Linked DNA regions of Homo sapiens: region 2 is linked to region 1. Evidence: chromatin contacts called from ENCODE Hi-C or POLR2A ChIA-PET data. All regions are on one chromosome and are shown on one strand. The core of a region is the stretch at or near the end of the contact, and the rest is flanking DNA. Distances in the headings are between cores, read along the strand shown. Region 1 overlaps TMTC1 (transmembrane O-mannosyltransferase targeting cadherins 1). Region 2 overlaps TMTC1 (transmembrane O-mannosyltransferase targeting cadherins 1).

Region 1 (2,753 bases), core at 155-2,654:
GAAATAGCAAGAAATATTTCTACAAGAAATAGCAAACCTGCTAGTGCAGCACTTTAGAGAACTAACATGTTAATATTGTCCAAGGCAGGGGAGTTTCTATTTGTTTCTCTAGCACAGGACAAGCTTCATTTGAAAGTTAGTTTTGTAGGAGATAATTCTGGGGGGAAGCTATTGCACCCCCAAAGTAATCCCGTTCCTTCCACCCTGTTTTCCAGCATGGGCTACTGCATCCTTTTTGTGCATGGACTGAGCAAGCTCTGCACTTGGCTGAATCGATGTGGGGCCACCACCCTGATTGTGTCCACTGTGTTGCTGCTGTTGCTTTTCTCTTGGAAAACTGTGAAACAGAATGAAATTTGGCTGTCAAGAGAGTCCCTATTCAGGTATGACTAGACAGATAAAAATAAATATCTTCCTGTTTATTTCTTTGCTTACAAATTGTTTCCAAACAAATGAGGTAACATGGGCCTGGCAGTATTTACTAAGGAAAATTATCTTTAATAAAGTTTTAAATGGAAGATGTAATTTTATGTGGGGTTTTAACTTTAGATTTTTAAAATGATATATAAAACTTAACATGAGCTCTTTCTAAGTGAATTTATGAAAATAAGGCTCCTGGGAAAGTTTTTGAGTCTGTGAATTCAGATGGAAACAGTTTTAATGATGAGCAGGGCTGTAAAATCAGCTATAAACAAAATGAAACCAAGAAGTGCATGTGAAAAGTGAGCACACAGCCAGAGGGAAGAGAAATGCAGTATCCTTCTTTAGAATATTCCAGCATGATACGCTGTGATCTGTGACCTAGTTGCTTTATTTTGAACATTAATTTTGAACATTCTTTGAGACTGCCATTCATGATGCTGTGTTTCTGGGGCTTAGTCAGCCTCACTAAATGCCGCAGCCCTGGCGACCTTCGCCTGGCTCTCTTGGCACTGCCACACCTGACACCCAAACAATATTTGCCCAGTCTTCCAGGAATCCCCAGTCTGGGCCTCTTCCAAGCTTCTGTCCTCACTTATGACCTGATTGGTCAATTTAGTCACCATGATTTTTTTCTTGGTTTCCTGATTAGCTGGTACCCAACACTTATTCTTTGGGGGCAAACAATTGAAGCAGAGCTAATATCACTTAAGGAAAGGGGAAACTGTTGGAAGAGGCTAGGAAGGCATACAGAATTAAGGGAAGTGAAGAACCCGGCACACCCAAGACAGGAAACAGGCATCTGGAAAATCCGTCTTGAGCACCCTCTCAGAAACAAACAGGTAAACTTAACACCAGGTTTTTGGATGTACACATCAAAGTCTTAGGAAAAGAAAGCTTTTTGGCTGAACTTAAGATTAGTCACATGCCTGCCCCTTGTCCCTAGCAAGGCACTGAGAGGACTGATCTGACCAAGAAGCCTCCTCTGAGTTCCATGGAGGGAGCTAGGGCAGGCAGAGCCCCTTGGGGTTCCACCCAGACTTCTCAAAGTGAGGCAAGAGGGAAGTTCCCAGCAGGAAATCCAAGCACTGTAAGAAGGGGGAATAATCTCTGGGCTGCCAAATATGAATGAATGAGTGAAAGAACAAATAAGACAAAGGTTCACTGCACTCTTCTACTATTTTAAAATAATGTGTTTGATTTTACTTGGCAATTTGACATTTTTTAAAATATAAAACAAAAAGTCAGTCTGGCATGCATGTCCTATTACTTTATTTATGTATTATTACGTATTACATATCATTGTCATGATCGTCATTATGATCATTTCAGCGGGTACTGTAGGGAGCTCAATGTAGAGTTTTTTGTGTGGATTGTTTTTAATGCATCTTTTTTTTTCCACACAGATCTGCAAAATCACTCTTAGATTCTGTTAAGTCCCTGTCATACCCCTTTCTATTAAACACGATTCTCACAGACCACAACAGACTCATTCCTTCCTTCTGCCTCATGCTAACTAAGGTCATTCGGTAAACACAGGAGTATTTAAGTTCAGTAATATAACTTCCTCCGAGTCTCTGTTGGCATAGTTTTTTCTTCCTTTCTCTTTCACTAGTCAGAGCTTTTACGAGCATCTTTAGAAACAGTTCTGCCCTGTGCTAAACCTTTTGCCTGAATAAAGGTACTAACAGTGGTTGTATTTTCTAATGATGTTGACTGCTTAATCAGAGCAACTTTGGGAATGGATTTTGGCAGACTTAGTACTCAAACCCTTTACAGCTGATGCCAAAGATGTAAAAAAAAAAGAAAAAAAAATAGCTGATTGGCCTTGCATCCAGAAGCTTCTATTGTTTTAGATGGAAGTATGTAGTATCTTCACATCAATTGATTTCTAAAACACAACCATTCCACATTCGTGCTTAAAGAGATTTTGCAACTAAAGAGGCCTTTGGTGGTCCAATCAAATTTTGTGTAATGTGTAAATCAAAGCTATTGATATTTTCTAGAAATCTTTGCCTATTATCATTTATCTATGTCCTGAGAAAACTTTTAAGAATCTGAGACTTTAAAAGACTATTAAGACTGTTCTTTTTCCTTCAAGGCCAGAACAGATGTTTTTATGAATTCATTTGTGCTAAGTAATGTTCAGGTCAGTCAAACAAACATTTACTGAGAATCTATGAGGCACATTAAGGTTAGTGGTTGGGTGCAGGGTATGGAGTTAGACTTTCTGGCTCTACTCCAAGTTCTGCCATTGAATAGCTGTGTGATCTTAGGCAAGTTACTTATCCACTCTGTGCTTTAATTTCTTCATTTTACAATGTAAAATACTC
Region 2 (2,753 bases), core at 141-2,640, 59 kb before region 1:
CTATTAATTTGATAGGTTTTTCCTTAAAGGTTACCTGGTGCTTCTGTGTCTCACAGCTCCTAAGATTCTTTTCTTCGCCTTAACTTTGGATAACCTGATGACAACGTGCCTAGGCAAAGATCTTTTTGTGATGAATTTCCCGGTGTTCTTTGTGCTTCTTGTGTTTGGATGTCTAGATCTCTAGCAAGGACAGGCAAGTTTTCCTCGATTATTCCCCCAAATATGTTTTCCAAGCTTTTAGAATCCTCTTCTTCCTCAGGAACACTGATTATTCTTAGGTTTGGTCATTTAACATAATCCTAGACTTCTTGGAGGCTTTGTTCATATTTTCTTATTCTTTTTTCTTTGTCTTTGTTGGATTGGATTAATTCGAAGACCTTGTCTTTGAGCTCTGAATTTCTTCTTCTACTTGTTCAATTATATTGCTGAGAACTTCCAAGGCATTTCACATTTCTAAACATGTATCCAAAGTTTCCTGAAGTTTTGATTGCTTTTTCTTAAGCTATTTCCTTGAATATTTCTCCCTTCACTTCTTGTATCATATTTTGGATTTCCTTGCATTGGGCTTTGCCTTTCTCTGGTCCCTCCCTGATTAGTTTAATAACTAACCTCCTGAATTCTTCTCCAGGTAAATCAGGGATTTCTTCTTGGTTTGGATCCATTGCTGGTGAACTAGTGTGATTTTTTTGGGGGGGTATTGAAGAGCCTTGTTTTGTCATATTATCAGGGTCGGTTTTCTGGTTCCTTCTCATTTGGGTAGGTGCTGTCAGAGGGAAGGTCTAGGGCTGAAGGCTGTTGTTCAGATTCTTTTGTCCCACGGTGTGTTCCCTTGATGAAGTACTCTCCCCCATTTCCTATGGATGTGGCTTCCTGTGAGCCAAACTGCAGTGATTATTGTCTCTCTTCTGGATCTAGCCACCCATTGAATCTACTGGGCTCTGGGCTAGTACCAGGGGTTGTCTACAGAGTCCTGTGATATGAACCGTCTATGGGTCTCTCAGCCATGGATACTAGTGTCTGTTCCAGTGGAGGTGGCTGGGGTGTGCAATGGACTCCATGAGGGTTCTTAGCTTTGGTGGTTTAATGCTCTATTTTTGTGCTGGTTGGCCTCCTACCAGGAGGTGGTGCTTTCCAGAGAGCTTCATCTGTGCTAGTATAGGGAGGGACCGATGGTGGGCAGGGCCCTAGAACTCCCAAGAGTATATGCCCTTTGTCTTTTGCTACCAGGATGGGTAGGGAAGGACCATCAGGTGGGGGTAGGGCTGGGCATATCTGAGCTCAGACCCTCCTTGGGCGGGTCTTGCTGTGGCTGCTGTGGGGGCTGGGAGTGAGATTCCTAGGTCACTGGAATTGTGTATGTAGGAGGATTACGGCTGCCTCTGCTGAGTCATGCAGGTTGTCAGGGAAGCCGGGGAAAGCCGGCAGTCACAGGCCTCACCCAGCTCCCACACAAACCGAAGGGCTGGTCTCACTCCCACCATGCCCCCCTCAACAACCCCCAGACCGTAAGCGATATGAGGCTGTCTGCCTCCCAGCTGCATAAGAAAAGGGCTTGGTTCTTCCCTAGCCTGTGGAGTCTGCACATCAGATTTGCACCCTCCCCCGAGTTCTGGCCAGGAGGCTTCTCACCCCGTTCAAACTGTTACAAAGTTCAGCTAGAGATTTCCTTCTCTCTGTGTAGTTTTATCCCCTGCTTCTCTCCCATTGGATCCCTGTGGTTCCAGGCAGGAACGGCCTGCCAGGGGAGCCCGCGAGCTCCCAGGGCCTTTCTGCTGCTTCCTCTACCCCAGTATTTCACTTGGCTCTCCAAATTGACTCAGCTCCAGGTAAAGTCAGAAACTTCTCCCACAAACAGACCTTCAGCTTCTCCAGTTGTGGGGGACGTGTTTGGGAGAGGAGGGTCTCCCTTTCCCACTTCCACTGTTGGGGCATTCACAGTTTTGTGGGGGGTCTCCTGGGTCCTTAAGAGGGTCTGTGGGTCCTCTTGGGATTGCTGATTTGTTCTTGCAATCAATCTGGAGCTAAAATTCACAATGTGAGCCCCCCCTCGCTGCTCTGTCCACAGCTGCATCTGTTCCTGCCTCCTGTCTGCCGTGATCTCACCATACGTCTCTTCTGGGAATTTTAAAAATAGTCTCCGCCTTTAATTGAGCTCGGTTAATTGGACCATTCATCCTTGTAAGCCAGAGGAACTTTAACAGAACACAATGAGAAGCTTGTCGGAGTTGCTTGGCTCTCTTTTCTTCTTTCATCGGGTGTTTGGAAATAGTCTCACTATCTCTATGGGTCCCAGGTGCTGAAGCAGCAAGTGTTCAGGACTACTGATGGGTCTCGGCCCCGGAATGCCCCATGGGGGCATAGCACTTATCTAGCACCTTCTACTTTGCTGGCTTTTACATGATCCATTCCACTGGGGGATTGCCTGTGGCTTTCTAGTACCAGCCTTGTTTCCTGGAGCTCAGGTCCTGCTTCCAGTCATATATCGTTGTCTATAGATGGTTTTTCTTGATTTCCTTTTCTTTTGTGTCTTCTGTGCTTGTTCCACATTACCATTGTGAGGTTCCTCCATGTTGTTGCATTCATTCTCATTGCTGAATTGATTTCCATCACATGGATATTCCATAATGTATGTATGCATTTTATTGTAGATGGATATGTGAGTTGTCTCCAGTTTGGCGCTATTAAGAAAAGTCCTGCTATGAACAATCTTCTAAATGTCTTTTGGTAAACACTTGTGTCCAATGCTGTTGGGT

Evidence for each region. A loop is a pair of places that touch in the nucleus more often than their neighbours do. ChIA-PET counts read pairs that join two places held with the same protein, here RNA polymerase II (POLR2A).
Region 2: a loop to region 1 is called in a map of Calu3, with 5 times the contacts of the local background. The contact joins two enhancer-like sites. A Hi-C loop is called at or near these places in 1 of 168 maps with a recorded cell type or tissue (Calu3). POLR2A ChIA-PET finds 5 or more read pairs at or near these places in 1 of 52 experiments (WTC11).

The regions. Positions count from the first base shown.
Region 1 is chr12:29,581,037-29,583,789 of GRCh38, reverse strand. TMTC1 (transmembrane O-mannosyltransferase targeting cadherins 1) reads left to right here. Exons shown (of 18, transcript NM_001193451.2): 8 at 216-383. Among named protein-coding and RNA genes, the nearest start is that of OVCH1, 85 kb to the right of the region's middle. Within about 2 kb of position 1,404, at least 9 of the 41 ENCODE cell types and tissues checked have a DNase peak (open chromatin) inside an H3K27ac peak, as active enhancers do.
Region 2 is chr12:29,639,633-29,642,385 of GRCh38, reverse strand. The region is part of intron 5 of TMTC1 (transmembrane O-mannosyltransferase targeting cadherins 1); the gene reads left to right. Among named protein-coding and RNA genes, the nearest start is that of TMTC1, 140 kb to the left of the region's middle. RefSeq lists an enhancer at 1,673-2,223. Within about 2 kb of position 1,390, at least 15 of the 41 ENCODE cell types and tissues checked have a DNase peak (open chromatin) inside an H3K27ac peak, as active enhancers do.